3 separate regions of the Mus musculus genome follow, and all the other regions are linked to region 1. The links are chromatin loops, found by intact Hi-C in ENCODE. Cell type or tissue: left cerebral cortex. All regions are shown on one strand. Links, peaks and the distances in the headings refer to the core of each region. The heading gives the core; the rest is flanking DNA.

Evidence for each region. Hi-C counts contacts between places; a loop is a spot of excess contacts. Peaks named below come from ENCODE experiments on the same cell type or tissue, not always from the same donor. Only the 100,000 strongest peaks of a DNase experiment are listed, where the experiment ranks them.
Region 2: it touches region 1 in a loop (4-fold over the local background); 11 of 42 quality-filtered maps call a loop at or near these places.
Region 3: a loop joins it to region 1, with 9 times the contacts of the local background. A loop is called at or near these places in 30 of 42 quality-filtered maps.

The regions. Positions count from the first base shown.
Region 1 is chr9:107,287,563-107,295,330 of GRCm38, reverse strand. It overlaps Mapkapk3 (mitogen-activated protein kinase-activated protein kinase 3), which reads left to right and starts at 5,454. Exons shown (of 11, transcript NM_178907.3): 1 at 5,454-5,806; 2 at 5,935-6,211. The coding sequence starts at 5,987. It also overlaps the pseudogene Gm17040. In left cerebral cortex, for the core only: CTCF peaks have their summits at 4,216 (motif pointing right) and 5,348; DNase peaks (open chromatin) are centred at 4,224, 5,438 and 5,789; H3K4me3 peaks cover 1,034 bases.
Region 2 is chr9:106,883,050-106,890,817 of GRCm38, reverse strand. It overlaps Rbm15b (RNA binding motif protein 15B), which reads left to right and starts at 3,743. Exons shown (of 1, transcript NM_175402.5): 1 at 3,743-7,768. The coding sequence starts at 3,851. The coding sequence ends at 6,514. Manf (mesencephalic astrocyte-derived neurotrophic factor) reads left to right here. Exons shown (of 4, transcript NM_029103.4): 3 at 516-657; 4 at 1,593-2,065. The coding sequence ends at 1,777. In left cerebral cortex, for the core only: CTCF peaks have their summits at 2,774 and 3,530; DNase peaks (open chromatin) are centred at 4,584, 4,999, 5,686, 6,271 and 2 more places; H3K4me3 peaks cover 3,340 bases; H3K27ac peaks cover 2,543 bases.
Region 3 is chr9:106,899,685-106,907,452 of GRCm38, reverse strand. Dock3 (dedicator of cyto-kinesis 3) reads left to right here. Exons shown (of 53, transcript NM_153413.2): 48 at 85-223; 49 at 673-820; 50 at 5,564-5,682; 51 at 6,659-6,746. Among named protein-coding and RNA genes, the nearest start is that of Manf, 12 kb to the right of the region's middle. In left cerebral cortex, for the core only: a CTCF peak has its summit at 3,538 (motif pointing left); DNase peaks (open chromatin) are centred at 3,522, 5,081 and 5,560; H3K27ac peaks cover 1,619 bases.

The sequences.
Region 1 (7,768 bases), core at 1,874-6,873:
TTCCTTTCCTTTCCTTTCCTTTCCTTTCCTTTCCTTTCCTTTCCTTTCCTTTCCTTTCCTTTCCTTTCCTTTCCTTTCCTTTCCTTTCCTTTCCTTTCCTTTCCTTTCCTTTCCTTTTTTTCCGAGACAGGGTTTATTTATCTTTGTAGCCTTGGCTGTCCTGGAACTCACTATGTAGACCAGGCTGGCCTTGAACTCACAGAGATCTGCCTGCCTCTGCCTCCTGAGTGCTGGGATTAAAGATGTGTGCCACCACTGCCTGGCATGATTTTCTTTTTTAAATTGTGTGTGTGTGTGTGGTGTGTGTGGTGTGTGTGTGTGTGTGCGCGCACGTGTGTGTTTTCATGTGTTTGTAGCCACAGTATTCACACAGAGTCAGAGGATAACCTGAGGGAATTGAGGGAACCACTTCTCCCAGTCCACTCTGTGGGTCCCAGGGCCCAAAGTCAGGTTGTCAGGTTAGTGGCAAGCACCTTGATCTGTGGATCTCTTTCGCTGGACCCCAGAGCTGTGATTTTGAACTTGGATCTACCCCTTTCAAGTGGGCCTACTGAACACTTACCTTGTGCCAGACACTCAGCAAATCCTAGCTTCACCTTGCCCTCACAGCTACCACAGATAATGCTGCCTTGTACGTGAGGAAACTAAGACACGGCTTCCAGTGTGCCTTGGGGAGAGAAGTGTTTGGTTCTCCAGTAGTCTTTTGTGAAGTTGACAGTGTTAGACATCCCACCTACGACGTGCTGGGAACCATGATGTGCCCTGTTTTGCCCAAGCTACCTGCCCACTTGTTTCATTCAAGTTTTGTGAATGCCTCTGGCCATTTCCTTACTACTGGCTCTATTTCCTGACTACGCCCCTTGAATGGACCCCTCCCTGACTGCTGGGCCCACACTGCCACCCAGTGGCGATCCTTCCTAAGACCTCACTAGCCAACTAGAGAATAGAGAATTCTTCCCAGTGCACTCAGGCACTTCATGAATTACTGTTGCTGCAGGACACTCCTGCCCCGTTCCCAGAATAATGATGGATCACAAGAATGCACAGCAATCTAGATAGCCTCGGTATATGGCTTCTATCCTTTCATCATGAGCAGGTTGCCTTTCATCAAAAGGCAGATGTGGTGGGGAGGAGGGAGTTCCCTCCATCAGCACTTTACTGCATCGTCTATTTGCTCACCATAAGCTACTTCAAAGGCCTCAGTCCCTGTTCCTTTGAACACCCAACTATTACTGTTACTGTTACTATTACGAAGGGCTAAGTGCCAGAGTCTGCTGTCATGAACCCAACTTGCCCAAACCCAGCATACTATGTTCTGAATCTCTACAACAGTGTGAAGGGGACATGATTCCAGATGGTTGCTACAGCATAAGCATTGAGAGGAAACTACATGTTCTGATTTTTCTGGGTCAAATGAACAGCTGGAAAAACCTCTGTTTATAATTGGTATGGGAACTATGTGTGTTTGTATAATCACAGACATTTACATTTATAATTTGATGATGATGATGATATGTGTGTGTATGCATGAGTGTGCACACAGGCATGCATGGCACAGTGTGAGTGTGAATGCAGAGGTTAGAGGGTGACTTTATAGAGTCTATTCTTTCCTTCTTTGCATAGATCCTAAGGGTTGAACCTAGATAGGTTCCTGGGCTTATGTAGGACATGAGCATTTGCTCACTGAGCCATCTCTCCAGCCTGGAAGGGCATTTTTTTAAATGGGACTACTTACTTTTTATACTTCAGTATGGTTTGAACACTTGCAACAAGCAAATTTGACCTCTTTGAATATATATTTTTTAAACTACACGCAGTGTATGGTGGCTCACACCTATAATTATAACACTGGAGAGGTTGAGGCAGGAAGGTCAGGCGTTGAAGGCTATCCTTGTCTACTCAGTGAGTTTGAGGTTAGCCTGGGCTTAAATAATCTGTGTTGCCCAGGGACAGGTCCATACAGCATTGTTCTTGATTCCTGTTGTAACTTAAAGGAAAACTCACATAATGTCTGGAGCCGTTGATGTCCTACAGGTAAAGGAAGAGGATAGTCCCAAATTCCTTGCCACGGGAACCCACTTAGATGGCACCAACCTTGACTTTCACATGGAGCAGCACATCTACAGAAGGAAAAGTGACAGTCTCTGCATCATAAATCTGAGGAGGACCTGGGAGAGGCTGGTGCTTGCAGCTCAGGCTATGGTTGCTATCAAGAACCTCGTGATGACAGCGTCATCTCCTCTAGGAACACCGGCCAGTGAGCCAGCTGGAAGTTTGCTGCTGTCACAGGCACCCTCCCACTGCTGGATGCTTCATGCCTGAGACCTTCATTATTAACCAGATCCAAGCAAGCTTCAAGGTGTCAAGGCTTCTAGTGGTGACTGATCCCAGGGCTGACCATCAGCCCCTCAGAGAGGCCTCTCAAGTCAACCTGACCACCGTGGCTCTGTGTGACAGACTCTCCTCGGCACCACGTGGACGTTGTTGCTATCCCATGCAACAACAAGGGAGCTCATTCAGTGGGTGGGTCTGATGTGGTGGATGCTGGCCTGGGAAGTTCTTCACATCTATGCTGTTATCTCTCAGGAGCGCCTGTGGAATTTACACCAGATCACCACTTCTACAGAGACCCAGAGGAGGTTGAGAAAGAGGACCAGGCAGCTGCCAAGAAAGCTGTGATCAAGGAGGAATTCCAGAGTGAATGGACTGCCCCAGCTCCTGAGTTTATTGCTGTTCAGCCTGAGGTGGCCGACTGGTCCTAGGGTGCACAGGTACCCTCTGTGCCCACCCAGCAGTTCCCCACAGAAGACTGGAGTGTGCAGCCAGCCACTGAGGACTGGCCATTGGCTCCCACAGGGCAGGCCACTGAGTGGGTTGGAGCCAACACTGCGTGGTTCTGAGCTGCTCTGCAGAACACCGGAGCAAAGAGGGAAAGAGGCAGAAGGAAAATAAAGTTCCTAAAAGCTGGTAAATCAATCGATTAATTAAACAAAGTTAGAAACACAATTATAAAATTTTAGAGTAATTAAAATATAAGCTCATTTTAAATTTTATTTTATTTTATCTTTAATTATGTGTATGTGTTTGTGTGTGGGTGGCCAGAGGTGTAGGCTCCCTTAGAGCTGACATCACAGGTGGTTGTAACCCACCTGATGTGGGTAGTGGGAATGGAACTTGGATCCTCTGGTAAAAACAATATGTGCTCTTAACAGCTGAGCCATGTATGTATGTATGTATGTATGTATGTATGTATGTATGTATGTATGTATATATCGGGGCACATACAATCCAGCCCCAGCCTCTACTCTCAGTTACCTAACTTTCCGTTCCTTGTGGAGTCATGCTCAGAGAGAATGAGACCTTACTGAGCCTTGGGTTCACTAGCTTTAAGCTGGTTGCAGCGCCTGCCCCGGCCTCCTGGAAACAACACTTCCAGATTGTATGCCTTCCTTCAATCTCTTAGATCCTGGGTCTGATTAATAGGTGGGACTATGATCCCACCTGACCCTAGATACAGCTAGGCATAAGTGTGTGTGAATACATGTGCCTGTATGTATCTGTCTGTGTATGTGACTATCCGTGTGTCTCTTGTGTGCACTGTGTGAGTGCATGTATGAGCGTATGCTTGCACATGTGGATTAGTAGAGCCAAGAAAGAAACTCCATGGGAGGAGGTCATTCCTTGACCTCCAACCTTAAGCCCAACCATGAGGTTGCACTCTGGGATTGAGATGAGGGGCAGTTCTCTTTTATTAGTTGCTGATGTCAAGCAGGTCACATGACTCACCTCTCTGGGCTTGTTTTTCTTCTGTGTTTTCAGTGTGTGTCTAAAGGGATGGTGATATCTTCCTTCCTCTGTCTCAGTGAGGTGTTCAGGTAGAGCATTTCTTGGTCTGCAGGAAGTGCTTCCTAGTGACCATCTGAGGCTCTTATCTAGTGATCTCTGCTTCACTGATTGTTGCTAGCTTGAAGGTTGCCTGGAGAAGACAGTTACCAATTTCTAAGGAGACAAGCTACCCATGAATAATTGCAGTGCTCTTCCCGAGTGGTTATCAGGAACCTGGATGCAGTTGTACAAATAGAAGGGCACCAATTTTCTGTTGGCCACTGACAGTTGCAGAGTGCAGCCCAGGCATCTTTGTGTGTGTTGTGGTGGAAGGCCGGACACAGCCTCCTTTGGGTGGGACAGAGGTCCGGGTGGCTGCAGTTCTGAATATAGTCTGTAGATGGCAGCAGAGACCTGCTCAGAGGGCTTGCCTGTGGCGCCGCCTGCTCTGTAGACTTGTGGGAAAGTTGGCTCAAAATATCTATGATAGGCTAAAAGGTGAAGGTCTAAGTGCAGAAGGGAAAAATTTAAAGCGAATAGAGGAATTGGATGGAAGAAATGGATTTTAATGTTAAGGCTGATTGATTGAGCCGGGCGTGGTGGCGCACGCCTTTAATCCCAGCACTTGGGAGGCAGAGGCAGGCGGATTTCTAAATTCAAGGCCAGCCTGGCCTACAGAGTGAGTTCCAGGACAGCCAGGGCTACACAGAGAAACCCTGTCTCAAAAAACCAAAAAACAACAAAAACAAAACAAAAGATTGATTGGTTTTTCGAGACAGAGTTTCTCTGGCTGTCCTGGAACTCTCTTTGCAGACCAGGCTGGTTCGAACTCACTGAGGTCCGTCTTTTTCTGCTTTCAGAGCGCTGGGATTAAAGGCATAGGCCACTATGCCCAGCTAATTTTATTTTTTAAAAACATAGCCTCACGATGTAACCTAGGTTAGCCTCACAATCCTCCCGCCTAAGCCTTCCTCGCGCTGCAATTACAGGTGTTCATCACCATGGCCAGAACTTGAACTTTTATTAGTTGAGATTCTTAGAACCTAAAGCTCAAATCACGAGGTGAAAAGTTGATGCAGCTGACCAAATGGGAAATCGAGATTTCTGATTCAAGAGCGTCCCAAGTGTGTTCAACTTACGGCTACGGGCTGTAAGTGGTCCAGGGAAGTATGAATGTGGCCCAATACATTTATTTGGAATGACAAGTGAATTGCAAAGTCAAAAGGTTAGTCAGGAAGTGCATAGAAAGGAAAGCTAGCCAGTTGTTAGACAGATGCCCTAAACCAGGAAATGAGTGGCGGGTTAGACAACAACATGCCAATTCCCAGGGCACGCTGACTAAACATTCAAAAAGTTGAATTCTGAAACACTTAGCTACCTGGAAATTTTGGGAGTCTAAAACGCCCCCTGGCAGCTAGCAAAAAGAACACTTCACTCAAGAGCCCGCAAGAGAAACAAAATGTCTTGCGCTGTAACTTTTCTAGATCACAGATAAAATCCGAGGAGGCTGGTACAACAGTTGAAGGAGCTCCTAGCGGTGTCCCAGGGCGCTGCGAAAGTTACAGTGAACTTGACGAGGCCACGCCCCATTTTGTCTCGACTCAGAGGCGGAGTCTGCCAGGGGCTCTGCCCTGGCCTGCCCAACCCGGACTAGCCTGGCCCTTTAAGGTTGACCTAGCGGGGCCCCAAGTCTGAATGACGCGACGAGAAGCGGGGGTGGGGGGTCACGTGGGACGCGGGCGGCGAGACTCTGGGTCCAGGGCTCCGGTCCTCAGCGGACTCCAGGGATCACTATCTCTTGCCCACTCTCGCCTGCACCATGATTTTCGTGTAGTGCTTTGCCACCAAGTGCGCCTTCGCCTGGTCCGCCTTTCTTGGGTCTCTGTATGGCTGGTTCTCAAGACCTTGTTGCTATACAGCGCCGGACTCCTTCCTAATTTGACACGTGCCTGGGCTGAGGGATCACCTCCCCCTGCTGTACGTAAGTACTCTCAGGCAGTTTCCAGCTTGTCTTGGGCCAGGAGCCCAGTCAATCTAGTTCTGGAGAAACCAAAGCTGGGGTGTGTCCAAAAAGTCCCGGTGGGGAGTGACTCTTTCCCTTTCCTTCAGGTGCCTCTGGACGCGCCAGGCTGGGGCTACCTCCGAGCGCCCCGTGGGGGCCATGGATGGCGAGACAGCAGGGGAGAAGGGGAGTCTTGTGCCCCCGCCAGGTGCGCTCGGCGGGTCCGCCTTGGGTGGTGCTCCGGCCCCAGGTGTGCGACGGGAACCCAAGAAGTACGCGGTGACTGATGACTACCAGTTGTCCAAGCAAGTGCTGGGTCTGGGTGTGAACGGCAAGGTACTGGAGTGCTACCATCGGCGCTCTGGCCAGAAGTGTGCCCTGAAGGTTAGTGACCCATCTCTCTGAGGGCTAGGGTGACATGGAGGGTCCAACAGCAGAAACCTGTGGATGTATCTGTGTCCGGGGTCTCTATTAAACATCTACACATGGCATCTTGTTTTATTTTCAAACTCTTCCTCTAGCGTCAGACTCGTGGTCCTCTTAGCCTCACATACACGGAAACAGGCTGACCTACCTAAACTGAGGGTGTGTCCCAAAGAGCGAGGGGAGGAGTCAATGTGAGTAGAGCTGTTGTACCCGGAAGGCAGGAGGGTGTGGCTGTGCGCTCTGGTTCTGGCTTGGGCTTTGTGTTTAGGCCCAAAGGATGCTCTTAAATTCTTAGTTATCCCCTGCAGGTAGCTCCTTCTATGGGGATGCGGCTAAGTTTTCCTTAGGCTCAGTGCAGGGTTGTCCTCCTCATGGCCCCTGCCCGCTGAGGTGGGACCATGAGCCTCTTAGGGTGTTTTTTGACTACTGGGCCCCTTGAGTTGAGTTGGTGGCCTCTTGTGGAAAGGGGCAAGCTTTGCTCATAAGCTGACCCACCCTGGACAGACGATGGAGAACCACTTATCACATCATATTCAAGGTTCCCTAGAGGTATGGCACAGTGATGTGGGTGGGGTGGGGGAGTGGCTTGGAGTAGTTGATCTCACTACTAGAATCTGGTTCGGGCACGTGGCGCCAGCCCAAGAACCCCTACTCCTACCTGTGTCCTCACCCCACCCCCATCGCAGAACTCCAGAATTCCTTGCATTTTTGTCACTGGAACCAGACTCTTTGGAGGTAGTGCCACTGGCGCCTGCGTGGTGGAGAATTGAGTGACTCCTGGAAGTTAGTGAAGTCCTTTTTTACAGGAGCCAGGCTACAGAGTCCTATAGCTGTGGCCGTAATCTCTACCTTGTGGGCGGGCCAGCCTTGTGATCTTGGGCGATCCCCAATTTTGTTCAGGGAGAGAACGGGAGTTGATGTGAACTCAAAGTGAGATAATGCGTGCCGAGTACTTGATACGGACCTGGAATAGGCCTAGAGTGGCCTCAGCACTTGCTTCAGGCATGGGACTCACAGGAATTTGACTGAGGACCTGGGCCCTGTGCTTTGTCTTTCCCTGGTGTGTCAGGCTGAAACAGGGGAGGTGGCCTCCTGAACAGGACCCTATAGGGGATCATGAAGGTGAGTCAAGGGCAGGGTAAGGACTGACCTGAGGGCCAGGCCTAGGTTCTGTATTCATTAACCCAGCAGTAGAATAGAGCTTTGGGGGCCCAGGCAGGGTTTTTTTCTGAGTCCTTCAGTGAGAAGGTGGCTTTTCTAATGGCAGATAGGTATGAGCAGATGAAAAATGAGCCTTTATCGTCTCCCTGATCTCCAGTCATCCTTCTGCTTGAACTAAGAGGCAGCCTGGGAGAGGGTGAGTGGGTGCCTGAGGCCAGAGAACCTCTTCTGAGGTTTGAGGCTTTGACCCTGACCCTCTGGGGTTCAGATACTGTGAGCAAGGAGGGGTGGGTGAGAACCCGTAGTCTGTAGCCCAGGCCTTTCCAGTTTTGAGCAGGGCTGGGCCTACACCTT
Region 2 (7,768 bases), core at 1,390-6,389, 400 kb after region 1:
TCTACCTCTGAGGACAGGGAGTCAGTGAGGTGGAGTGAGCACAACTCAGGCAATGGGAGTGCCCAAAGACCAGAATGAATTTGGTGTGATTGGAACCAGAAGTAGTTGGCTAGGTGCCCCGAGATGGCCAGGGCCAAGTCAAGGTCAAGGACCCTGGCGGAGCATCAGCCTCTTGTAGCTTTAATTTCCATGGTAGTCTCTCATCGGAACTCTAACTCTGCAGCTGAGCATATATCAAGTGCCTCGGGCCTGGGACAGCTAGATCTGGGCAGACTAACAAACCGAAGCCTTGGCAAAGAGAGGTTTTCAAGGTGACCTAACAGTTGTCTGGAACTGGAGAGTTGGTTATGAATGTGTGCTGCTCTTGTGGAGGACCTGAGTTCAATTCCAGCATCCACAGCACCCTGCACTGCAGCTCCAGGGAACCTGATGCCTTCTGGCCTCTGACACATGCTCTCATGCATGCAGATTTTTTTCAAGGCTTTCATTTTGTTTTGTTTTGGTTTTTGCTGCAGTGCTACTACATTGGAGCCACAGATGATGCTGCCACCAAGATCATCAATGAGGTGTCGAAGCCCCTGGCCCACCATATCCCTGTGGAAAAGATCTGTGAGAAGCTGAAGAAGAAAGACAGCCAGATCTGTGAACTAAAATACGGTGAGTGTGACTCGGACCCTGTGCCTTCTACCATCTCTGCATACCCTTTCTGGACTTAACTTTCTAGCCAGAAGAGTCATCAAAAGCGGGTTTGTAGCATAAAGGATGATTCTCTGTGCTGCAGGGAACAGACTTGCGCATCGAACATAGGTGGAGGTCAAAGGGTGACTTAACATACTTTGAAGGATGAGGGTTGACCCAGAGGCCATCTGATAGAGCAGTGCAGATAGAGATTATAGATAGTGGTGGAGTACGTAGAGGTCAAGTTGGACAGAGCCTTGGGGGGAAATTTGGCTTTTAGTCTAAAAACTTGGGAGCTTTAGAAGTTTTTGAGCAGAGAAGTGATGTGGTGGGAACTTGAGTTCAACAGTCATGGCTCTAAACCCCAGGCGTGACAGTTACAGCATCACCATGGCAGAGCCCATCTGGTTGCACAGAATCCTAGTCTCGAGAAGAGCTAGGCCTCTCCTATAAAGTTTAAACGATGCCAGTGTTTACTGCACTAATGTTCGGGAATTTTGTACTTGTGTGAATTTGATTTGGTATCCTGGTTGGTTCTGGTGTCGGTTTGTTTGGGTCACGTGGGTTATGGAGTAAGTGTCTGACTCTGGTGCCTCTTGGGGAGGCTAGGGGTGTGTCTGCTCTGCTCAGCCTGGAGCTGTCCTTTGTGCTGGCATGTAGGAAGCCCTCGGGGAACTGGAGCTATGTTCCTTCTCTAAACCACATAGGCTGTCTGCACTGTGTGTCTTATGGTGGCTACTGACAGCCTGAGGTGGCCTTCCTGGTGAAGACTGTCATCTCAATCTTGGGCGCAGTGTGCATTTGTCTTCCCGGCCGCACGTAGGGCTGGACATCCTAAGGATGGTTTGACGTGCAGCACAGTTGGGCCTGCAGCCTCTCCTGCCCAGCCATTTACTCTCCTGCTCTCCCTGCAGACAAGCAGATTGACCTGAGCACAGTGGACCTGAAGAAGCTCCGGGTGAAAGAGCTGAAGAAGATCCTGGACGACTGGGGGGAGATGTGCAAAGGCTGTGCAGAAAAGTCTGACTATATCCGGAAGATAAATGAACTGATGCCTAAATACGCCCCCAAGGCAGCCAGCGCACGGACTGATCTGTAGTCTGCCCAATTCCTGCTGCACCTGAAGGGGAAAAAGCAGTTTATCTGTCTCTTCCCCAAATAACCATTTTGTAATTTATTTTTTAAGCGGGCTCCTGACAATGAGATGTGAACCTAGAGCTTTCCTAGTGATGCTGGCTCTGCAGTTCCCTCTTGCCCATCCCCGAGTGGGGACAATTTCCCCATCCCCAAGTGGGGACAATTTACTTCCTTCTTTGCTGGTTTACTCTAGGACTTCAAAGTTTGTCTGGGATTTTTTTATTAAAAAAAATTGTCTTTGGAGAGTTGAGCTGGCACAGTATTCTGTCCTATAGATTACTGGTTTATCTTTCCAGTCTGAAAAGATCCCTCAGCCTGCCAGTGCTGAGGGCCTGAAACTCCCATAACAGGACTTAAGAGCTTGGGCAGCCAATGTCTTGTGGGTTTGGGCTTCTGGGTGTCTGATACTTCAGCCTGGTGAGGTTAGACTTGACCCCTGACCCCCACCCCCATCCAGTCCAGTAGCAGGGGCTGAAGGTTCTTGAGCTGCTGTTAAGTCTAAAGGACATTTACATTTGGCTCAGCCTATGCAGAAGGAGAACTGTGAGCTGAGTACAGGTGGTCAGACCATAGCGTATCTTTACCCCGCCTGGTACTTAAACTATTCATTCATCGGGGTTCCAGTCTAGCATCAGAACAAGGACCCTTGCTTACCTATATTTTTGGCAAAGTTGGCAGGAATCGGTTTACAAAGAAGCAGTGTGAGCTGGTTGTAGTGGAAGGCCTGAGGGAGTTGTGTGCACTGTGGTTTTCAGTTGCTCCCTTTGCTGGCACTTGTGAACTGTGCCTCAGTGGGGAAACTTTGCTCCTGCTGCCTCCAGAGATAATGAGAAAGGAGCAACTGCTAAGAAGTTATGTTTTCCAAAAGGCTCGTCTTAGCTATCTTCTTGTGTGGTCCCCAAATTCACTTTGCATTCGCAGGGCCTTACATGAAGCCCTCTGCTGTTTCTTCCAAGTTCCTCCTGCACTTTCTCCTCCTGCTGGTTGCTTTCTGCTTATGGGAGGAGGGAAGAGCTGGGTGCGTTCTTCGACATCCTACAGATGCATCAATGATCCAGCAACCGTCTGTGGAGAGCATAAGCCCTAGGGGCCTTTGAGTACTCTTGCCGGTACTTCACCTCATCTCCTGGATGTGGTCAGAACACTGGCCAGCAGTCTGTCAACTTGGCAAGAAGTGATAATGGCATTACCTGCTCTTTACCCTTGGCTCAGCAGCCCCACCTTCCCAGCCTCCTGTCCGCCCAGACACCTACAGCAGAAATTTGGACCCAGTGGCACCAAGATGCCTGTCTGTAGGTTGCAAACGCATTCTAGTTTCTGTACCTGGACCCCGGGGAGGTCTCACCTGTGTCTATCAGGACAGTGCCTGAAGAATTCGAATGCATAAGATGCCTGGATGTGGGTCCTAGGCAGGGTGTAGGCATCCTTGTGTGTCTATTTTCAAGGGGGCCAACTCTGGTCCTAATCAGAAAACTCCATGGAAGGAAATAGAGTTTCTTCAATCTAGTGGCAGGTTGGAGTGGGACGCGCAACACTTGGCTTCGGGCCAAGCGGCCACACCTGCTCCGGTGGGCGTGGCCCCGAGGCGGAAAAAGATAGGCGGACCCGGAGTAGCAAGCAAGCCCTGGAGCACAAAGCGAAAGCGCAGCCGCGGCCTGCCGAGCTCGAGAGGGAATCTGCGCGCGACCCAGGAGCCGGGTGCCTGGGCTCCGGCAGCCACGCGGCGGCGCCAAAGCTCGCAAGACAGGCCGCTTCCTCTGGTTGCCAAGATGTCACGTGGTGCGGGGCCACGGAGCTCCGTGATAGGCAGCGAGCGAAACTCTCGGCCCGCCCACCGCGGTCACGTGTCGCGGCCGGCGCAGCTTGATAACGCAGCGCCGGGCCCCTCGGCGCCGCTCCCGCCCCGCCCCGCCGCCGCCGCCGCGCCGAGTCCTTTTGTCCAAGATGGCGGCGCCGGGGGCGCTGCCTCCTGGGCCGCCGCCGCCGCCGCTCTGAGGGACCCGCGGGCCGCCCGCCCGCCCGCCGAACCGGCGCGATGAAGCGGCAGAGCGAGCGAGACTCCAGCCCGAGCGGGCGTGGCTCGTCATCGTCCGCCAAGCGGCCGCGGGAGCGCGAACGAGAGGCAGAGGCGGGCGGGCGGCGGGCAGCGCACAAGGCCTCCGGCGGTACCAAGCACCCGGTCCCGGCGCGGGCTCGCGACAAGCCCCGCGGCAGCGGCGGAGGCGGCGGGCATCGCGACGGGCGCGCTGCCGGGGATGCGAATCACCGGGCGAGCGGCGGGCGCTCCTCGGGCGCGCCCGGAGGCGGGGGACGCACCGGCAAGGCCTCCGGGGACCCGGGTGCTGGCGGCGCGTCGCCCCGCGCATCTCCACTCCCGCCGCCCCCGCCGCCCCCCGGGGCGGAACCCGCGGGTCCGGGCTCCACCGCGGCTCCGGAGTACAAGACGCTCCTCATCAGCAGCCTGAGCCCCGCGCTGCCGGCCGAGCACTTGGAGGACCGGCTCTTCCACCAGTTCAAGCGGTTCGGGGAGATCAGCCTGCGCCTGTCACACACCCCGGAGCTGGGCCGCGTGGCCTACGTGAACTTCCGGCACCCACAGGACGCGCGGGAGGCTCGCCAGCACGCCTTGGCCCGGCAGCTGCTGCTCTACGATCGCCCGCTCAAGGTGGAGCCGGTGTACCTGCGCGGCGGCGGGAGCAGCCGGCGCAGTAGCAGCAGCAGCGCCGCCGCCTCCACGCCGCCCCCCGGGCCTCCCGCGCCCGCCGACCCCCTGGGCTATCTGCCCCTGCACGGTGGCTACCAGTACAAGCAGCGCTCGCTGTCTCCGGTAGCCGCCCCGCCCCTGCGGGAGCCCCGCGCGCGGCACGCCGCCGCAGCCTTCGCCCTGGATGCTGCTGCCGCGGCGGCCGTGGGACTGTCTCGAGAGCGAGCCCTGGACTATTACGGGCTGTACGACGACCGCGGCCGCCCGTACGGCTACCAGGCCGTGTGCGAGGAGGACCTGATGCCGGAGGATGATCAGAGAGCCACTCGAAACCTCTTCATCGGCAACCTGGACCACAGTGTTTCTGAGGTGGAGCTTCGACGGGCCTTCGAGAAGTACGGCATCATCGAGGAGGTGGTCATCAAGAGGCCTGCCCGCGGCCAGGGTGGTGCCTATGCCTTCCTCAAGTTTCAGAATCTGGACATGGCACACAGGGCGAAGGTGGCTATGTCTGGCCGGGTGATTGGCAGAAACCCCATAAAGATAGGCTACGGCAAGGCTAACCCCACCACCCGCCTCTGGGTGGGTGGTCTCGGACCTAACACCTCGCTGGCGGCCCTGGCCAGGGAATTCGATCGCTTCGGGAGCATTCGGACCATCGATCACGTCAAAGGAGACAGCTTTGCCTACATCCAGTACGAGAGCCTGGACGCAGCCCAGGCTGCCTGTGCTAAAATGAGGGGCTTCCCCTTGGGTGGTCCAGATCGCAGGCTCCGGGTGGATTTTGCCAAAGCCGAGGAGACTCGCTATCCCCAGCAGTACCAGCCCTCACCTCTCCCTGTGCACTATGAGCTGCTCACTGACGGATATACCCGGCATCGGAACTTGGATGCTGACCTTAGGGTGCGGGATAGGACCCCTCCACACCTTCTGTATTCAGACCGAGACCGGACCTTTTTGGAAGGGGACTGGACCAGCCTCAGTAAAAGTTCAGACCGCAGAAACAGCCTGGAGGGCTATAGCCGCTCAGTTCGCAGCCGGAGTGGTGAGCGCTGGGGGGGTGATGGGGACCGGAGCATAGCCAAGCCCTGGGAAGAGAGACGCAAGCGGAGGAGCCTCTCCAGTGACCGTGGGAGGACAACTCACTCCCCTTACGAGGAACGCAGCAGGACCAAGGGTGGGGGGCAGCAGTCTGAGCGAGGCTCAGATCGCACCCCTGAGCGTAGCCGCAAGGAGAACCACTCCAGTGAAGGGACCAAGGAGTCAGGCAGCAACTCCCTCAGCAACAGCAGACATGGTGCTGAGGAGAGGAGCCACCATCACCACCACCATGAGGCTCCAGACTCTTCCCATGGGAAAAAGACTAGAGAGAGTGAACGCAATCATCGGACCACTGAGGCAGAGCCCAAGACTCTTGAAGAGCCAAAACACGAGACCAAAAAGCTAAAGACTCTGTCAGAATATGCCCAGACACTGCAGCTGGGTTGGAATGGGCTTCTGGTGTTGAAAAACAGCTGCTTTCCGACATCTATGCACATCCTTGAGGGGGACCAGGGAGTTATCAGTGGCCTCCTCAAAGACCATCCTTCTGGCAGCAAGCTGACCCAGCTAAAGATTGCCCAGCGCCTTCGACTGGATCAGCCCAAGCTGGACGAGGTCACCCGGCGAATCAAGCAGGGGAGCCCTAATGGCTATGCTGTGCTCCTGGCCATCCAGTCAACCCCCAGCGGGCCTGGCGCCGAGGGCATGCCCGTGGTGGAGCCAGGCCTACAGAGGCGGCTTCTCAGGAACCTAGTCTCCTACTTGAAACAGAAGCAGGCTGCAGGGGTGATCAGCTTGCCGGTGGGTGGGTCTAAGGGCAGAGACAACACAGGCATGCTCTATGCCTTCCCGCCCTGCGACTTTTCACAGCAGTACCTCCAGTCAGCGCTGCGGACATTGGGCAAGTTAGAGGAAGAACACATGGTGATAGTTATAGTAAGGGACACCGCCTAGCCCGCACCTGTGCTTTCCAGCTGTGTTTGTGTCACAGAAGCAGTTATTTTAAAGATCTGCTCCTTCTCCACCTACCTTCTCCCTTGGTTTGAATTCTCTGCTGGGTTTTTGTGGTTCATTTGGTGGCATCCTGTCTACTGCTAAAACTAAGTTCTTAGATTTGGGGGGAATTTTTGTTTTTTTATAAGAAGAAACTTATGTTTCCCGTGTATGAGATTCTGTCTGCTGTATTCTGTATTTTTTTATATTTTATTTTATTTTTTTGACTAACTGTATGGAAAATTGTCAGTAAAGCCTTTGTCAGAGGATGAATTTTTAATCCCGCCAGAGTCCTGGTTTAATCAGGTTTTTTCGTAAAGAATGGAAGGCTTCACTCAGAGCATGCCGTATGTCATGTTTTTGTCACCACTGCTTCTAAAAGTTGTGCTGTGCTGGTCCTGCGCAGCTCTTTGTGCTATCGGGGCCCAGCTCACACTTGTCAAACTTAGCTGCTGGCCAGCAGGCTTACAAGGCATGGTCCCTGTTTATACTAGCCGAAAGCTGAGCCCGTTCAGAGGAAAGGCCTGGGCCTAAGACCTGTGCCAACAGCTACAGGTAGTTTTGTTGTTTTTCCCTGCCCTAAGTGTGTGCTTTAGTTTGGGCGATGGCTGTTGGACAGAGCACCCAATTATAAAAGCCTGTTTAATGGAGGGTAGTTTTCAGTTGTGTAGTCTTGCATTTGGGGGGAGGAACAGTGCAATATTGATGCAAACGGCCGTGGGCATGACGTGCCCAGGCTCCCCCTGGTTCCGTCTTTTAGTCTTACTGTGTAGTTTAGGGTCTCCCCTATCAGTCATCTGCCTGACTGCCAGGGGTCTTGGAGGTAAGATGTTGGCAGGCAGGGTAAGCGGCAGCCAGACTTGTTAACTCTTCAATGTGCTTCCTTCGCTCTCAGGGCTATGTCAGAGCAGCCTGTGCTGCAGTCAAACTTCAAGCTTTGTGGCAAACAGACCCCCCAACTACACTGCTCAGTCTGCAAGGGTGTCAGTGCCAGGAAGATGCCCTTGATGAGTGACATAGTGTTCCGTGTTGTGACCCAGACCTGAGGTAAGAAAATAGAGAAAAGTCACAGTTGTGATGGACTAGAGCCCAAATCCACATCAGCTTTGGTATGAAGGAACCAGACTGATAAGTCCTATGTCTGGGATGGGAAAGTGACTAGGCCCTGCCTTTGTGGTCTCTCAAGTAGAAAGCCAGATCAGGCAACAACGGTTG
Region 3 (7,768 bases), core at 1,390-6,389, 390 kb after region 1:
ATGCATCTGTCCTTTCCTCCTACTGCCTACCATGCTTTCTTAGCTATTGCCTGATTCCTTCCTATTTCCTGTTCTTGATCACAGCCCCATGAACTTGATGGGCACAGGCCGCCATTCCTCATCCTCTCTCTCCTCACATGCATCTAGTGAAGCAGGAAACATGATGATGATGGGTGACAACTCTATGGGTGAAGCTCCTGAAGACCTCTACCACCACATGCAGGTACCTGAGCTATGCAAGAATGAGCAGGGTACCACGGCTAGAGGACTCGCCTTTCTGGAGTCTCCATAGCTAGCAAGGCTGCCTTCTTTCTCTAAACCACCCCAAGTCTTAGTTCCCATGCCGCATTTTTCAGACCTATCTCCTCTTATGAATTGCATGGCCAAGATCTTCTGCCAAATTAGTGTCCTATTTGGCAATCCTGATAGCTAAGCCCTCCTTTCTTCTCCATGTACAGCACAATAGAGCCAACGCAACTGTCTTGCTCCATGTGGATGGTGTGGATTGTCCTTAGCGCACACCATCAGTGCAGCCTCCAGCCTGGTCCGCAGTAAAGGATCTGTCACTTGGCCTGGGTCTTCTAGGACATGAGTGCATGAGCCAGCTCTCTCTGTCTCTGCCAGGGTTACAGCACTGAGCTCTCAGACGTACTCATCTCTATTCCTTTGCAGCTTGCATATCACAACCCCAGGTACCAGGGCTCAGTCACCAACGTCTCTGTTCTGTCCTCGTCCCAGGCAAGCCCTTCTTCCTCCAGCCTGAGTTCTACACATTCAGCTCCGTCCCAGATGATCACCTCTGCCCCTTCCAGCACCCGAGGTAAGGATGGCAGGATGCTGCTTGCTGAAGGAGAACACAAAGCTTTGTGAACTCTATTTCTCTTCCTTTCATCTGGCTTTGTGTCTTTGAGAGTGGCCTTGTTGTCGCCAAAGGACACTGAATTCCTTTTGTAGATTCATAAAGAAGGTCTTTTTTTAAAGATTTACTTATGTATTATATATAAGTACACTGTAGCTGTCTTCAGACACACCAGAAGAGGGCACTGGATCCCATTACGGATGGTTGTGAGCCACCATGTGGTTGCTGGGATTTGAACTCAGGACCTCTGGAAGAGCAGTCAGTGCTCTTAACCAATGAGCCATCTCTCCAGCCTGATAAAGAAGTTTTTGAAGTTAGAGAAAAATAACAAGGCAGGCAAGCTGGAATTCTCACCAGCAGCCTGGAGGAGAGATGTGGAAGAAGGAAAGAGAGAGTTAAACTTTTCTGAGTTAGAAGTCAAAAAAGCAGGTAGGTTCAGCAATATAAATCTACAAGAAGCTACAAGGAGTGAAAATCTTTGGGAAAGATGGGAACGGAACGGACATTCCCAGAGTGTCGGGATAAGGTTTAGAATTGGGTAGATGTCGAGGAAAGTGAAATGAAGAGAGGAGAGAGGGAGGTTTTTAGTTGAATGAAAAGTAACAAGGGTGTATTAGAAGACAAGAGACTGCGCAGCTGATGCCTTTGTGATTTGGGGAGGGGATTTTTGTTTGGGGTTTTTGTTGTTGTTTTGAGATAAATTCTCACTATGTAGTCCCTACCTGGTGTGGAACTCAATGTATAGACCAGGACTACTGGAAATTACAGAAATCCACCTGCCTCTGCCTCCCAAATGCTGGGGTTCAGGAAGTGCCACCATGCTTGTCCTCCTTGTACAGTTTTTATTGATGGGTACAAAATCTCCTTCCTAAGGGGAGGCCATAGACAAGGCCTTGAGTGTACAAGCAGTTCTCCACCTTTCATACCCACTAAGGAGGGAAAAAAATCTAAGTTTGGATTAGCCTGTGGCTAGCTCAGAGTTGTTCTGGGTAGTCTAAATTTAGGGCACACCTAAAGGTTAAAAACAACCTGCATTTACTATTGTCAGTTTTACCTTCTAGATTTCTTAGCTTCTAGATTTCTTAGGCCAGTAATAAATAAACAATAGCATATATTACTGTCAGTTTTCCTTTTGGCTTTGTTTGGGGCCAGTTTGGAGCCCTTGTTACTGAATTAGGTCTAACCTTAGATACAGCCAGCTTGTGGACCATCATCACTCACTAAAGGGCCATGAAGGCTAGCACCTGGAAATGTTTCCAGTCGTGTGTAAAATCTGTCTCCTTTTTTTTTTAAAGATTTATTAATTAATTATATGTAAGTATACTGTAGCTGTCTTCAGACACCCTAGAAGAGGGCATCAGATCTCATTACAGATGGTTGTGAGCCATCATGTGGTTGCTGGGATTTGAACTCATGACCTTCAGAAGAGCAGTCGGCACTCTTAACCCCTGAGCCATCTCTCCAGCCCCCTGTCTCCTTTTAATCGCCTTTAATTCCATGTCTACCGGAGTATTTACTTATCACTGATCGTATTTGTCACAAGGACTCAGGCATTGATATTTATATACCTTAAATAATGCCTGAAAAGTGATGCCTGCTTAGGGACTGTTCATTTTCTCTCTCTGTCTCTCTGTCTCTCTCTCTGTGTCTCTCTCTCTGTCTCTCTCTCTGTCTCTCTGTCTCTCTCTCTCTGTGTGTCTCTGTCTCTGTCTCTGTCTCTGTCTCTGTCTCTCTCTCTCTCTCTCTCTCTCTCTCTCTCTCTCTCTGCCTACCAGCCCCACCTTCGGGTTAGAAATGCTTGTATTTTCAGCACCCAGGCTTGCAGGATTGGGTCACCTCTCCCTAGCTGACTTTAGATCCTGCGCTGGCAGTTTTTTCTGCCATGCTTCCACTTGGTAGCCAGAATTGGGTTTCTGTGTCAGTAAAGGGACAGGACCCAGGAGAAAACCCAGTTCTTTCCCACTGAGATGCTTGCCATGCAAAGTGGTCTGATCTGTCAACCAGTCACTGGCTATTGATTTCAGACTTCAGAAGGATGAGTTCTTTTTCTTCTAATTATTTTGTATACAAAGAAAGACAGTATAAACATATAACATTAAGGAAGGGCTCTTTCAATGTATACAAACCTGTGAGACCCTCAGCAGACAAAATGGAAAGAGCTGATGTAGTATGTCCTGGTGGAAAGGTGCAGTGACCAGCCTGGAAAACCTTGACAAAGTGAGGAGAAGTGGGTAAGGTTACAGCAGAGCAGTCACAGGCTAATTTAATCACCTTTGGCTGTGCTCTGCTCAGATGGTTGTGAGCCATCATGTGGTTGCTGGGATTTGAACTCATGACCTTCAGAAGAGCAGTTCAGGGAGGAGGTGAATGCTGAATTGGGGCTACATGTCTTGACACTCACCAGTCCTCTAATGATGGAGGTACTCTTGGCAAACAAGGCAGTGAGTGGTCTGCTCATTCATTAATGTCTTCTTGTCACTGGTAAGTGAAGGAAAAAGCTTCCTTAAATCAGGTCTAGAGTGCAATCCTCCTCCTCACTCCTACATCATAAGATCATTGTCCTTCCTTGACACCCATTGACACCCTGTGCTATGGTTCCTGTAACTGTGGAAATCTGTAAGACCAGAGGCCTGCAAAGTACAGTCTTATTCTTGTAAGTCCGTGGCTCCCCCTGGTGATCAAAAGGCAGAATAAGCCAGTGAAATAGATGTGTAATCCAGTGGACTAGGACCCAACTTGCCTAAGGGTTTTTGGAGTGCACCTGAAGCAATTCAAAAGTCCTATGAATGGACAAGCCCTTATGGTATTTAAATGTCTTAACATTAACATCACCCTTGTCCCACCAAGGGATGGCTGCCTAGGGCAGAGACAAGTGAGTCAGCTGAATTGAAGAAAATTAATGTACAGTCATCCTTTGTTCTGTCACAAGAGGGGCACCACAGTTGGGAGGTAAGTCCTCAGCAGAGCTCCTAGACCTTCGGGAGGATGTTGCTCCATCACAGCCCCAGCGTGGATCAAGGCGTAGATGCACAGTTGGCATCATGAGCCGTGTTTTGACTGAGCTGATGTCAAAGTGATGTTTATTTTTTGACCTTTTTGGATAGTCACATTCAGAGATGTCCAAAGAGCTCAGTCTCTCAGCTGGGAAGGCAGGAGAAAAAAACAGTGGGGTTTGGAGCTTCCCCACCCCCCTTTTTTCTTTTCTTTAAACATCTATCTTCTTGAGATTATTAAAAACAAGATGAAAATCAGTAAAGCCACAAAACAAGAAGTTTAATTTCTTTAAATAACCATACTTTATACATTCCCTTATCAGTGTAGGCCATTGTAAAAGATAAGTCCTAAAGCCTGCCTAGAGGTTCTCTCAGGACTGCAACAGAAAAAGTAACAAAAATAACTGAAAAAGGATACTTGCTGGTATTTACACAGACTTTTTGGACTACAATGGACAGGAGGATTTTTCAAGGACTCATGCAGTGAGCTGGCTGAAGACCTGGGTTTGCTTTGCTTGGATATTGTTACAGTGCTGGCACCACAGGCTCAGGAAAGGCCAGGTGATGGTGGGTTTCAGGGACTCAGAGCCTGCCTAGGATCTGCAAAGACACCTGTCCGCTGAAGCCAGTGGGCTAGTCTCCACTACCCAGCTTCTCAGAGCTGAATCAGCCAGAAGCATTGGGGTCCAGATGACTTTGCCATGAAGGGACTGGTGGGTAGTCTGTTGTCTGATTCAATAAAGTATGTATTTGCAGAACTGTTCATATTACCCCATCACAGGAAAGCTAGCACATTATCTTACTGCTTCTATAGAAAGTTTTCTTAAGAACCACAGATGAGAAGATCCTCAGTGCTCTACCTCAGCTAGAGTCACTGCAGTGTCTTCATAGAAAAGGTCATGAAGCTGGGTAGTGGTAGTACACATCCTTGATCCCAGCACTTGGGAGGCAGACACAGGCAGATCTCAAGTTTGAGGCCAGCCTGGTGTACAGATCGAGTTCCAGGACAGCCAGATCTGTTAACAGAGAAACTGTCTGGAGAAAACCAACAACACAAAAAGAGCCTAGTATAAGTCCCTTAACTTCTTGATTAGTTCCATGCTTATCAAGGGAAGTAGGCAAGGGTCAAACCCGCCTATGTGCAGGGGCCTGCACTTCCAGCTAGACTGGCTTTAAGAACTGCAATAGGCAGAGCTCCAACAGATAGGCAGAACCAAGGTTCTGGGAGCCTACCATCTGGAAGGGATATGCCTAAAAGGAAGCCAGCAGAAAATAGAATCACTGGTGTTTGAAGAAGGTAAGTGTGTGTCAAGTCAGAACATTGTGATTGTTATTTCAAGTGTCTCTTGTCCTTGTTTTATGGCTCTGTCACAAGCTGGCCTTGGCTCCCACCCGGAACCTCTAGAAGATGCTAGTGTCCAGACCACACCTCTGCCCTTAGAGCACAAGGTTCAGAAACCCCAGGAACTCTGCGCCAGGCTTCAGCTCTCCTTACCCTTTCCCTCTGGGTATGATGGTAGCCTCTGTCAGCCAAGATATCAAGGACAGCTTCACCATCCAGCACTAAGTACGCTTCACTCCTCTCGTGCTCTGCTGAGTTAGTTCATTCCTTACTGTGAGGGACACCTACCCTGGTCCTAAGGATGCGTGGCCACTGAGCCTTCCATCTGTGGTTTGTCATCTGTTCGTGATTGTTCTCACTTGGTTACAGGCTCTCCCTCTCTGCCAGATAAGTACCGACATGCCCGGGAAATGATGTTGCTGTTGCCTACACATCGGGACCGCCCAAGCAGTGCCATGTATCCAGCAGCCATCCTAGAGAATGGACAGGTAGCAGACCTAGCCTGACTGACTGTCCTCTGCTACAAGTGTGTTGGCTTGGGCTCCTTCATTGCATTTGCTAAACCTTTGCACAGTCTTGCATGCCTCCCTCATTCTTCTGTAAGAAGGCTGTTGGATTGCGACTCCTGTTTTGAGGAGGACAGTGAATCTGAGGGCCAGAAATCAAGGCAGTGCAGGTATGAGGCAACAGAGTTGAGGCTAGACTTGCTTGGGTATCTATCCAAACCTCTGGCCAGCTTTCTGGACTACTCATTCCCCATTGCTCTGGCATAAGAGGTTGGCTTTTATAACATCTTGAGAAAGCTGTAGTAAGCAATGGTATGAAGATGTCTTTGTGACTTGCTAAGGTTGCCCCTAAAACTTAGTTCTGTAGACACCCTGCTTGGACCAGCAAGTAACACTTGACCCTGTGCAGTTTACCCCTGCCTTTCTCTTCCAAGCCCATAACTGCCCTAGGCCTAAAGTGCCAGGAGTTTCTCAGTGGCACCTCTCTGCCAGCAGAAGTCAGATCTGATGGGAGGAGCCGCTCAGCAGAGCAATGGTACCTGCCAGACTCCAGGTTTGGCTGCTGCTTTCTCTCCCCTTAGTGCTAACCTGGATCTGGGTGGGGCTCTCCAAGAGTTAAGACCTATCAGTGCTCGGGAGGCAGACAGGGAATTTAAACCTTTCTGTCAGTGGTCTCTCTGGCAAACAGAAAGATGTGATAGTAAAATAATGGAAGGCACCTATGTCCTGCACAAGACAACCTGGGTGATGTCTCAAGTATCCATGGAAATGCTCGGATCCAAATATACCTGGACTGTTGCAACAGACTTCCTAGGGCTGGTGTGGAGCTCTTGGCACATCTCAGCATGAGCCCTCTTACTGCTTTGATATCCTCATGTGAGCTTAGGCCGTCCTGCCTCCTGCCTCCCACAATGTAGCTGGCTGTTTTCACACTCTGATATTTTTCTCCTTCCCTCAGCCACCAAACTTCCAGCGGGCCCTGTTCCAGCAAGTAGTTGGAGCCTGTAAACCCTGCAGTGACCCCAATCTGTCTATGGCTGAAAAAGGTACTTTCCCCACTCTAGGAACTCTCTCTTGTGTGTCCCATCTTGAGTGTCTGACTCTTGTTCCTGAGTTACAAACTGTCCAGTCCTGAGCCACAACCCAATGCCTTGGTCTGTCTACCTAGACATAGTGCTAACCAGTTCCTTGGTCCACTGTTTAGACCACACCTGGCATGGATCCTGTTTGTCTATCTGTATATCTCCCTCTCTCCAGGGCCACCCTCATAGAGGCCCAACTGCCATCTGCCTTGAGGTATTCATTGTAACTCAGGCTGCTGTGGGCATCACTCCCCACGTTCTTCCTGCTGGCTTCTAGAATTTAGTACCTAATGCTCCCTTTGGGGCATCAGAAACTCCTTGGAGCTCAGAACGGACTGTGGCCAATGAAATCCCCAAAAGAATGGAAAAGATATACTACAGTGAATTTCCCAAAAGTAAGTTCCCACATGGAAAGCTCTGAGTGCTTCAGTCAAGTCCAGTCATTCCTTAGCCACTCCGGCCAGTGACTACTGGGTCCATCTGTGCAACACCATGCAATTGAGAAACTCTCCCTAAAACTGCAGCTTTTCAGATGCTGACATGTTACCTTGTGCTCCTCAGGCTGACATAAGAACCAGCATCTAACCTCTATGACCTTGAGCTGAAGCCCCAGACACCTGAATTTGTTTTAGTACAGCAATACCTAAATAGGGACCAGGCTGAGCTTGTCTGCCAACTAGAACCTAGCCCCATAGTTCTCTCCTCTCCTCCATCTGTTGTGCTCGGTGCATATTCACTTCCTAGCAGTCTAGTGTGTTGTCCCTTAGCCCCCTCAGACCCTGTCCCTTCATCCTGTTGTCATTGCACCTGCTCACCAAGTGCTGTCTGCTGTCCCTGCTGCCATTGCTTCCTCTCAATTATCATAGAAGACAAAGTGTGTCCTTTTTAAGGGGTCAAACACTAGGTCCAAATCCTTGGTTCCTAGTGAGCATTAGTGCCTGATGATCAGCCACAAAGAGCCTACTGAAGATGCCTTCCTAACCTCA